2 separate regions of the Homo sapiens genome follow, and region 2 is linked to region 1. Evidence: read pairs that join two places in POLR2A ChIA-PET (ENCODE). Cell type or tissue: B cell. All regions are shown on one strand. Each heading gives the region's core, and the rest is flanking DNA. Links, peaks and the distances in the headings are about the cores only.

Region 1 (8,288 bases), core at 2,083-6,082:
TTGACTGCCATCATATAAGATGTGCCTTTGCTCCTCCATCACCTTCTGCCATGATTGTGAGGCCTCCCCAGCCATGTGAAACTGTGAGTCCATTAAATCTCTTTTTCTTTATACATTACCCAGTCTTGGGTATGTCTTTATTAGCAATGTGAGAACAGACTAATACAGTGGAGCTCTGGAAAGTTGATGTAGGGGGTAGGTAAGCATGTCTGGAACTCAGTGTAGGAGGGCTATGTCTCCTTCCCCAAAGCTAGAAGGGTGGCATCTGTTGCCTAACAGAGATTGGCCAGGGAGAGTTGCTGGAGGTTATCAGAGCTCCCTGGGGTGTTTGGCTGAGGCAGTGGCTTGGCAGCTTGAGGAGGGGCCCTGAGCAAAAACACGTGAGCAGGTCAGACATGTTTCCAAACACACTTAGGATGAGCAACCTGGTTTGCTTTGGACTGAGAGGTTCTTGGACCCCAGAACATTCAGTGGTAAAACCAGGAAAGTCCTGGACAAGCTGGGATGAGTTGGTCGTCTTAATAATACACATAAGAAAGCATCTTATAGGGATCTTTAGAATTGCCTTAGGGGCCAAGGACTAAGTGCCTGCCATGTGGCAGCTGGCAGCTCAGAGTCACTGCAATCTTATTTTTACTGGTATGCAATGTGGGAAATTTATTTTGATGATGCCTAAAGTTTCTGATTTCGCAAACTATATGTCTCAGAAATAAACTGTGTCTGCATTGGATAAGAGAAGAGCAACAATTTAAAAGGCCAGAATAAAAATGGCAATAAGTAAACGAAATAAAGTGGAAATGTCCAAGTCCCATGACACTGCATACAGACCTACCACCCAGAACTCAGCTTGTGCCTTCTCTCCAAGCTCGTCTCCTACCACCACCCTCCTGTGTGACTCCCTCTTCTACTGCTACAACAGAATGCTACAGACTGGGGTAATTTATAAAGAAAAGAGATTTGTTTGGCCCAGACTTCTGGAGGCTGGGAATCCAAGATTGAATAGCCACATCTGGTGAGGGTTTTCTTGTTCCATCATAACATGGTGGAAAGCACCCCATGGCTAGGAAGTGTACACACAAGATGACACAGGAAATTGGGCCAAACTCATCCTTTTATCACGAACACACTCTCTCATTAACTAAGCGACTCTCTTGATAATGGCATTAGTCTATTCATGAGGGCAGAGCCTTCATGACCTCATCACCTTTTAAAGGTCCCATTGTGATACCATCACAATGGCAATTAAATTTCAACATGAGTTTTGAAGGGGACATTCAAACAATAGCACCTGGCAAACATCACCTTGCCAGCCCTGTCATGTCCTGAATGCATTATGCTATTATGCACATCTCTGCCTGGAATGCCTTTCCCTCCTTCATGAACCTGGTGAACCCCGACTGTTCCCTCTAATTTGCAGCTTAAGAGTCATTTCTGTGGAGGCTTCTCTGGCCCTCCCCAGGCAAAGCTTAGTACCACCTCCCTTCAGCTGCCTGTGCACCCTGGCGTGTCTCACGACACTGCATCCCAATGGCAGGCTTGGAAATGGTCTGCCTCTTTCATGGATCAATTAGCTCCCTAAACCTAGGAAGTCCTTACCTTGTAGCAGAACTTCAGGAACACGGTATATATAATAGACACTTACTAGCGTTAGTTAAGAGTCCATCAGTGTGTGTGTGTGTGTGTGTGTGTGTGTACATATTTACATTTATATTTATTGGCTCTTTTCTATTCAGGGCATCAGAATGCTGACTGAAATTCTCAATTGGATCTACTCTGTTCAGATTCACGTGTTAAAATACACAAATGATTCATTTAACCTGAGACTTTATAAATACACAAGAAAAAATTCATTAGAAATGTTATCCTCATAATAACTAAAACTTACAAACCCAAGAAAAGAATTCATTAGAGATATTATTATTGAAAATAACCAAATCTGTGATGTGGGATGAACTGTTATTTTTCCCCAACAGTTAAACCTAAGAAGATATATATGAAAAATAACTAATATTTCAGAGTATGTTCAGATACTAACTTTTCATTGCTTCTCACTCTGGAATTAGAAAAGTATTTAAATGAACATGACTGATGCATTAGAAAAGACAGAATAAGTTAGGCTTTGTTAAGAAAATAAAACCAAAAACAAAACCCAAAGCTCAGAGATTTAACAGAGTGAAGGCTTATTTTCTCCTCCCTGCTGATGGGACCACTTTACACATATTGCCCTCAAGGGCACCATGACAAGAGGAGAGCCCAGGATGATCCCACAGGCAAGTTCCCTTCCCATTGGCCAGAGCCCTGTCACATGGCCCCAACCTACCCAGTAAGAAATGCAGAGCAGCCCATGGCCAATGAGTTGAGAGTCACAGTGCCCCAGGGAAGGAGATTCTGACCTGGAGATTAGCACACAACTCATCTACTAGAGAGTGCTGTCGGAGATATAGCTATGGAAGGGAGGGAAAGGAAGCAGGATTGGGCAGAGGGAGAGGTCAAGCCTCAGGGTCATCTCAGGGGTCTTAGCTGCTATTGTGGGGAGTTCTGAAGATGAGATAACTTCAGGGCTATTCTGAGTTGGGACAAAAGGGCTAGACCTTGGTATCCCTAAGTTGGTCGGTCAGTCATTGGAAACGATGTGACCCTGAGTGAGGCAGCTCAACTAAAGCAATTTCAGAAGGGATTCACACCTGAGGGCTAAGCACCAGCAGCTGGGGAGTAAGTCCTGCTCACACCCCTGATGGAGGATCAGGGAGGCTCTTCTCAGCACTCCACAGTGCGCATGACAGTGTCTTCCGAGCAGATAGCTCTGAACAGATTACATCTGAATGTGGCCACGTATGAATCCTCTTTCATCATTCTGACATCAATTGCTGGACTTGGCCTGTGAACCACACCAGTTGTCTTGCTAGCAGTTCCACTACGCTCAGGCTTAAAGGACCTTCTTTATCCCTAGCTGCTGTAGCTGTCCCTACTGACTACTGCACAGACTCAGGCACTGCTGAGCTCCAAAACAAAACAAAATGTTCCGCAAAATTCCTGCTGGCCACTTGGTCAAAGGATGGTCTCTCTTCATCCGTCTTTGCTGAGCTCACTATAAATCATGGATATCTGTCTCTCTTTGAGCTGTCTCTGGCTACGATGGGCCAGGACCCTTCAGAGAGCCTCTTTCAGGTTGGACTTCCTAATCAGCATCGTGGAACATCCACTCCTCCAGTAATAGAAACCATATTTGATTTTTCTGTTTAACCATTTCATGACCACTACACACCAGTTACACTGGAAACAGTGTAACTCTGTTGAGAATCACCTGTGCAACTTCAGCATTTGTTTACTGGGTCTCCAGTAGCAGAGGATGTTGAGCTCAATCCTCATGTTCAAGAGGATGCTACTAGGGCCTCACTTTTACTTGGTCTAACCACATGCTTTTTGTGGAGGCAATAATAATATGACTGGCATTTACGGCAAAGCGTTTTATACATGATAACTTAATTTTCACAACTACTCTATGCAGAAGCACTATTTCCTGATTTACATTTAAGAAAGTCAAGGCATAGATAGCTTAAGAGACTTCCCCAAGGTCACATGAGGCATAAATGGGGGAATTAGTATTTTAACCCGGGTAGTCTTACTACAAAGTTCTGGCTCATAATTACCATGTTATACAGCTTGTCAATCAATATCCAGGGCTTCTTAAAACTCAGGGATTGATGTGTCCATGGATGCAGGCCCATAAGTCAGCAATGCGTATTTCTATGGAATCCCTCATAAGGGTCATTTAATGCTTTAAATCTAAACCCTGCATGGAAAACCCAATAGGGAACTAAGCCCTAGCTGGGAACTCCCCTTGTGTGCCAGAAAATAGAAATGAGTAAATTTAGAGAGGGAGATTCCCCATTAAAAAAATGACATGCAAATTCGTGAGGCATTCCATATTTTTAAAAAATGGAGATATGTATTAAAATATAAATTTATAGAATTTAGTATTTTTAGCATGGGGCAACTTATGACTAGCTTTTGTGAATGTGTATTGTTGTACCATAAGGCAATAAGGTAGTAAAATACATTTAGACTTGGAGGAGAGACAGCAACCACTCTTTGTGGGGAGGGTGGGACAAGAAGATGGAACTGTCCCCTACCAGCATTGAGTAGGGGACAGCTCGTTTCTCTCCCGGCACAGACAGGTAGCTATATCCCTGTCCACCCCCATTTGCAAAGGAAGCCTAACTGTCTACACAGTCTCTGGCATCCTCTATGTTCAATTATCTGGTGAGAACGGGGAGACGCTTTATAAACCTGTTCTATATGCTGGACAAACCGCTCCTTTGTCTTTCGGCGTAACAGTCTGATGGACTTTCTCCACACCACATTACCTGGGGAATGGGGCTAGAAGGAAGTTTTGTGCCATGTTGCTCTGATAGGAACGCTAACCTGTCACATTGGCCCCAGTGTTAGGATACAAATAGCCCAAATGAGGCCATCCACCAAGCTTAGCAAGCCTTGCGTGGTGATAAAATGTGCTTGCAACAGGCAATATCTGGGGGCGATTTGGGCCTGACAGCTCAGCCTCCAAACCACATTTTGCATGTGTCAGGAAAATGAACACCATGTCCACTCCACGTGGTTTTAGCAATTAGACCTTTATTAATACCATGGAGCAGCTGGAACTAGAAATAGTCTCAAGTGCTTACATTCTCTGAACATACCAATTTCCAGAGTGGGTGGCAGCTGTTGAGGCCCAGGTTTATCCATCTTGGGCCAAAATTCTCATACTCTTGACCCCATGTATTGGACCTGGATTTTGTGGCTCCCCAAAAACATGGCTACAAAGCTTTGTTCTGAAAAATCAAAGCCTCCTCATTAAAGTAAGCATCTTCTCCCCCTAATCCTTTGTCCCCTCCATTGTCATTAGTTCAGATTTTAGAAAAGAACTACTCTTCCTGTACTTGGGGTTTTGTTTCTCCCCAAGTGGGAGAGTTACTGGTTCATAACGCTCTTACACCTGTCCCCTACCCAAGGCTTCTCCCTGTAACCTTGGGCCAGGCCGGACTTGACGAGAAGACAAGAATTGATCTAATCCAATTGCCTTTCCAGTGAAACAGGCTCCGTTTCCCCAGGCATCACTTACTTATGGGATGGCCGATTTCCATGCCAGGACAGCTCTGGGTATTTTGACGTTCTTTCTTGTATTCCACTTAGATCTACTCCCTTAATCTGGCCCCATCAGTTCTGTCTCATGTTATGTTCACTGAACTTAATGAAACATTGATTTTCAAGCAGACAGTTTTCTTGAGTGTACTGGTCATATGTAATCTTCATTTCCAACCACACATTTCCTCATGTTGCTCCAGGGAAAGAAGGGAAAGGGCTATTGAAATTAACTACTTCTCTCTAGTCAAGGATAAAGGCCAATTTATCCTTCAAGAATGAAGTCCAATGCTACCTTCTCCAGAAAAATAAGGTATTTATTTTCTCTATTTCTATGAATTTTGTCATATTAGGTATACTTGTGGGTTAAATTGTTTCCTTCCATAAAAGATATGTTAGTGTTCTAACTCCCAGTGCCCCAGAATGCAGCCTTATCTGGAGATGGAGTCTGTACGGATGTAATCAAGTTAAAATGAGGTCATCAGGACAGGCCCTAATTCAATGTGATTGGTGTCCTTCTAAACAGGAGAAATTTGGATACAGAGACAGATGCACACAGAGGGAAGATGATGGGAAGGGACACGGGGAGAAGATGGTCATCCCCATGCCAAGGAAGGAGGCCTGGAACAAATTCCCCTTCACAGCACTCAGAAGAAACCAGCCCTGCTGACACTTCGAGTTCAGACTTTTAGCTTCCAGAACTGTGAGACTATACGGTTTTGTTGTTTAAGACCCCCGGTTTGTAGTACTTTGTTACAGCAGTCCTAGCCAATGAATACAGGTATATTATGAGGACTTTAGTCTTTTACTTCTTTTTTCTTTACAAGTTTTTTAAATAGAAAAGTAGAAGTAAGAAAATAAAGCAGAAAAAAATGATGTTCAGTGTCCCTGTTGTGAAAACTCCTGCTGATATATACATATATATAGTATATATGATATCTGAAATATATATACACATGCATACATATACAACATACATATACATATATATGTATATAGTATTATACATGCTGAGTTACACCATTCAAAAAAAATTTTTTTTTTGAGACAAGGTCTCACTCTGTCACCCAGGCTGGAGTGCAGTGGCATGATCTCGGCCCACTGCAACCTCCACCTCCTGGGTTCAAATGATTCTCCTGCCTCGGCCTCCCGAGTAGCTGGGATTACAGGCACCTGCTACCATGCCTGGCTAATTTTTGTATTTTTAGTGGAGATGGGGTATTGCCATGTTGTCCAGGCTGGTCTTGAACTCCTGATCTCAAGTGATCCACCTGCCTCAGCCTCCCAAAGTGCTAGGATTACAGGTGAGAGCCATCACTCCTGGCCTCAAATATTTTTTAAAAGTGCAAAGAAAAAAGAGAGTGACTAAGAGCGAGCTTCCATGCCTTAACTTCTCTTCTCATAACTGTCAACCATTCTTAACTGTTAACCACTAAATCTCTGTACCCAAAAGTGTTTATACCAGCAACTCCATATCCATTTATCCATCTGTTCTTTTTTTTAAAAAAAAGTATACAAAAGGGATCCCATTTTACATACTCTTCTTTGCTTTGCTGTTTTCTTTAAATGATACGTTGGAACTCCATCCAGACCAGCACATACCGAGTGTCCTTATTTCTTCATGGCTGCACAGTATTCCACCATGGGCATGTGCAATGTTTCATGTAACAGGATCTACCCAAGAGCCTGTGTTTTCTGCTGGGCTCTGCTAGGGCAGGTTAGGAATGCATCTGAGCACCTTAGGGCTGGTAGGACATTCAGAACTCATCTGCCAGCCCTCTTGTTTTTCACATGAGGAAAACTGGTACACAGAATGGAAGCATTTTGCCTAAAGTGACACAGAAACTTAACAAAAGTAGTTCCTGCTGTTAGGGATGTCAAACATTTTCCATAATTATGTGGTTTTTTTTGGTCACCAAAACAATGTAAGGATGTCACAGGCCTCATGTTTGCATATATTTCTTAAAATGTTTTATTTCCATAGGTTTTTAAAGAACAGGTGGTGTTTGGTTACATGAGTAAGTCATTTAGTGGTGATTTGTGAGATTGTGGTGCATCCATCACCTAAGCAGTATACACTACACCCAATTTGTATTATTTTATCCCTCAACCCCCTCCCACCCTTTTCCCCAAGTCCCCAAAATCCATTGTATCATTCATATGCTTTTGCATCCTCATAGCTTAGCTCCCACTTACGAGTGAGAGCGTACAATGTTTGGTTTTCCATTCCTGGGTTACTTCATTTAGAAAAATAGTCTCCAGTTCCATCCAGGTCGCTGAGAATGCCATTAATTTGTTCCTTTTTATGGCTGAGTAGTATTCACCATAACTTCTTTAACCATTCGTTGCTTGATGGGCATTTGGGCTGGTTCCATATTTTTGCAGTTGCGAATTGTGCTGCTGTAGACGTGTGTGCAAATATCTTTTACAAATAATGACTTCTTTTCCTCTGGGTAGATACCCAGTAGCGAGATTGCTGATTCAAGTGGTAGATCTACTTTTAATTCTTTAAGGAATCTCCACACTGTTTTCCATATTGGTTGTACTAGTTTACATTCCCACCAGCAGTGTAGAAGTGTTCCCTTTTCCCTACATCCACGCCAACATCTTTTTTTTTTTAATAGCTATTCTTGCAGGAGAAAGGTGATATCACAATGTGGTTTTGATTTATATTTCCCTGATCATTAGTGATGTTGAGCATTTTTTCATATTTGCAAAAAAAAAACACAAAAAAATTTAGAAACAGAATTTTCTAATCTGTCTATAATGCTTCTAAATGTTTCAGAGTTTTAGTGGGTTGAACACATTTTTTAAATATGTAAAAATGCAACAAATTCCAAATTGTTTGTCACAAGAATTGATTGACATAAAGGGAAACAGAAATATAATAGCTGACTTTAAAGAAAAACGTTGGTACAGTTGGTAAATGGGATTTTAAAAAATAAGCATCATGACTTAGTAAGTGCAGCTATTGCTTTTCTTATTTGTATTCACACGCCTTTGTGAGGTAATTAAACTTTTTGTTATTGGCAATTATTGCCACTGAAACCAGCATCAAAATAAGCCAAACATAAACCCAGATCTTCCTATTGCTTTATGTTAAAGCAGTGTCAAATTAAATGTTAAATCAAGATATTTTAAAATCA
Region 2 (4,000 bases), core at 1-4,000, 230 kb before region 1:
GTCAACTATATTATCAATTAATCCTTCTTTGTAGAAGTTAAAAAATTAGTATAACAATGTGTTTTTGCAAATAATTTATTCTTAGGTTAGGGATTACTGCCATAATCTCTGAAGAGCAGAAAGAGGAAAGAAAGCTTTCCTTTTCTGTACCACAGAATTCTATGTCTATAAACATCCTTTTTTTTTCTGAGGAAAGAATCACTAGATTCTTAGAGGGGCCTCTGACCACAAAAGGGTTAAGAACCAATACACTGTATTGGTCACATTTGAGCTGCTGGAACATAGCCCCTTTGTCCTTAGTTTAAGTAAAAAGTCTTTTGTTTTAAATCAACAACCTATACCACCCAGCAGATACATTCTAAGCAGCTTTAAAGTTTCTCTTTTCACCAGGGTCACCTGGTGAAAGAGACAGAACATCCCTTAATCTAGGGCCATCAATTTCTAGTCCCCAGTCCAGAGTCTCTCCCTCTCCCTAAGACCCCAAAGATGCCTATGTAGATCCTAGGAGACAGTTTTCCTAAATTTGTAATTCCTAACCAACAATGCCTACATGTTTCAAGTTACCTATCACTGCATTTGAATCTTTGAAAGGAAAAATACACAATAAAATAACTTATTAGCCATGCATTTATTCATTTAAGATTTTATTGAGACACTTAACCCAAATCTGCAGGTGGTAGGGCACATCTTAGAGGGGATGAGTTTTAAAGGATGGGTAACTGCTAGCTGGGCACAGAGGAGGCATTCATTTCAAGGAGAGCAAACAGTTGAACCAAGTATTTGTATGTGTGAGTGTTAGGTGGTAGGGGAGGAAGTGGTAGGCAGAAACCAGTCACCACTAAGTAGCTTTAATGTATCCTGAGGTCAACGGGATACCTTTAGGAAATTTTAGGGTGGGTTAAGAGTGATAATGATAAAGACAGTAAGCTGTTTTTAATTATTACCACTTGGACACAGTTAAGAATGTGCTGCAGTGGCTTTGGTGAGATGTAATAAGAATCTGAATGAGAACAGTAACAGAGGGATGAAACTAAAGGGACAGATTTGAGAAGTATTAAAGAGAGAGACCAGCAGGACTTTGCCCAGTTTTGTTAGTGAGGGTAAAGAGTCAAGCATGGAGCATATTTCTTGCTTGGATAACTGAGTGCTGGCATCCCATTTGATCATTCGTAGATATGCTGAGTTTCAGGTGGCTTCAGGACATCCAAGTGGACATCCAGTAGGATTCTGCAGCTAAGAAGAAAAGCGTAAGCCAAAAATAAAGATTTGAGAGGCCTCAGCACAGGTAGCTGAAGTCTCAGAATACATGAGTTCACACAGGAAAAAAAAAAGAACATACATCTAAATACATGTGTTAGAAATTTCTTCTTGGCATATAAGTTTGCTCAATAGTGTATACATTTCACATTTATCTTATTTACCACTCTACCCCCAGTGGCTAGCAAAGTGCCTGATATGTAATTACTTAGTTTAAATAATAAAATAATTATTTGTGCAGACATGTTTATTTCCTTTGGTTTGTTAGGCTATTAAAATTATCTCACAGCCATGTAAACCATGGTTAATGCGGATTTAGTTCATCTAGTATTAAGTGATCATTTAAAGCTAAAACTCATTTGTGTTTGAAAATTTTAACTCATTTAAAAATTTTATCTATTTATCAAATGTCCCTGGCCTACTGAAGGGAAGAGGTATTAGTAGGTAAGAAGAGTCTAAATATGTGGTTTTTATGATGCTGATTTGATCATGTCATCAAATGTGATCATGTGATATGATGATGTGATTTTTTGCATCTCCTGCCAGGACCCTGGGCTGCCCCACCATCTCTACCTCCTATTTCCTTTTGATGAGCTCACCTTTTGGGCCCTTCTTTCTATATCTACCTACTTCTACAGGGCAGCCCAGCAGTGCTGGATCCAGAATTTCTCTCTGAGAGAATGGGGAAGCACCAACCTATCTGGTTTGAGGTGAGAAAGAGTTGAAATGCACTTGCATAGTCATCTGAAAGAAGACTGAAGTAACTTCATTTACCCATATCAAAGCAGAGAGAGCTACTAATAATCCCTGCCTCCCACCCATAAGTAGTCCTCTGCACCACTACTCAAGGGCTACTATCTGCCTGAGATGGCATATGGTCTGTAGCTTCAGGAATTTCACAAAACACGAGTTTCTTCTGCATATCATTCTGCTCCAGTATCCTGATACACATCTGCTATTATATCATAGTCTGTCCTTCCTCATTGCACTTAACAGCATTTTTTTTTTTTTTTTTTTTTTTTTACATTTCTTAACTTGATTACTCTTTCTTCACTTGACCAGAGAGTCCAGAAGGGCAGGTTCTATGTCTGGTTTTGCACACCAATTATAAAGCTTCATTTATGCATTTCAAACTTGAATAGTAAGACGAAAATCTTTATATTTTCTTATGAGTCTCCATAAAACCTAGCGTTTACTCATTCTTAACTCATTCTTTGTAGCATCATAACATTGTAGACTTTGTATAAAATAAGTAAGATACTCTTTGTATATGCCTAAGTCAAGATCTAAAATATTATATGGTACTACAATGTCACTTAACATTTCTCACTTTCTGCCTTTCCATTTGGTTATTTAATTTTATAACCATCCCAAATCACAGAACAACTGTATCTATCCTACATTATATATAAGAAAACCTTGTAGAAGAGTTGAAACCCAGGATATCACCACATATCAAAGACCCAACCAAAGGCTGAGGAATACTGCTTTGCAGTACAATTTATGTTATCAATATTTGTTTGTATTTATATTGAGGCTTAGAGGCAAAAACTATCCCACTTGCAAAGTATTCTTTTATTTGTATAAATATATATTTGTATTTATTTGTATATAAATATTTCTAACAAGGGAATACCTTGCAAGTGGGATAGTTTTCACCTATAAGCTTCAATATAAATACAAACAAACAATACAGAAATCAAAGGACCTGAGAGCACATAAAGATTAGTGCTACCGGAATCCTCAGATCTCCTCAGAGATGCGATGGAGTACCTGACTCCATCATTTACTCTACTTTCTGTGTTCTCTGTTGACGATAAAGGCCACATTTGGGACTTACCATTGTATTTAAATCACATTTCTACAATGTTCATTCTCTCTCAGTAAAAGGGCTTGATGGCCACCAAGGGATCTTTCAGGCTAGGATGACATGTGCAGTTAAACTGTCATTTAATTTACCCCTTTAGGCTTTAAATTGCTGTTGAGAACATACATATATGTTATATATATATGTTATATATATGTTATATATGATATATATCGTATATACATATATACGATATATATCATATATACATATATGATATATATCAAATATATGATATATATAAAAATATATATATCCCTTTGCTTATAAGCTAATTGTTTATACTTCTATAATCTTTTGTTTTCCTTTTTTTAAAAGTTACATTTAAATTGGGATTTCACTATGACCCAAAGAAAATTTTCTTCCAAAGGACATATATAAAATTTGTAGCATATAGATAGAAATGCGAGAGTTTGTGCCTTCTTCTCATCATCCAGAGTTGACAGTTTTTGCTGGATGAATCCAAAAATTAAAAACAATGAACAAATGTTCAAAGAAGCAAAACAAAACACACTGTGGACTGGGTCCAGGTTCCATGCTTGGTGAAACGGGAAACGGAAGTAGAATATAACTCTAGGGTAGCCAATTGGTTCTTCCTTCAAAGTATGTCCACAATACAACCACCCTTCTCCACCTCCATTTCATATCTTATAGCCTTGGTTGGAGGCCCTATAATCTTTTAGCTTTCCTACAGTAATAGGCTTCTAACTGATTTGCTATTCCTTAAACTGGCCAAGTGTATTTCCATCTCAAGGCCTCTGTACTTAATTTTCCCTTTATACAGACTGCTTTCCCATATATCCACAGAGTCCTTCAGTCCCTTCAGGTTTCTGTTCAAATGTCATCATATCAAAGAGGCTGACCCACTATAAATTA

The links. ChIA-PET counts read pairs that join two places held together with the same protein. Peaks named below come from ENCODE experiments on the same cell type or tissue, not always from the same donor. Only the 100,000 strongest peaks of a DNase experiment are listed, where the experiment ranks them.
Region 2: POLR2A ChIA-PET joins it to region 1 with 7 read pairs; 5 of 35 experiments call an interaction of 5 or more read pairs at or near these places.

What each region holds. Positions count from the first base shown.
Region 1 is chr10:90,995,209-91,003,496 of GRCh38, reverse strand. LOC124902479 (a long non-coding RNA gene) reads left to right here. Exons shown (of 2, transcript XR_007062238.1): 2 at 5,669-6,018. Among named protein-coding and RNA genes, the nearest start is that of LINC00502, 46 kb to the left of the region's middle. In B cell, for the core only: no CTCF peak of the experiment used is centred there; a DNase peak (open chromatin) is centred at 3,786; H3K4me3 peaks cover 598 bases; H3K27ac peaks cover 1,277 bases.
Region 2 is chr10:91,224,570-91,228,569 of GRCh38, reverse strand. All of the region lies in intron 2 of PCGF5 (polycomb group ring finger 5), which reads right to left. Among named protein-coding and RNA genes, the nearest start is that of PCGF5, 5.9 kb to the right of the region's middle. In B cell, for the core only: no CTCF peak of the experiment used is centred there; no DNase peak of the experiment used is centred there; H3K27ac peaks cover 396 bases.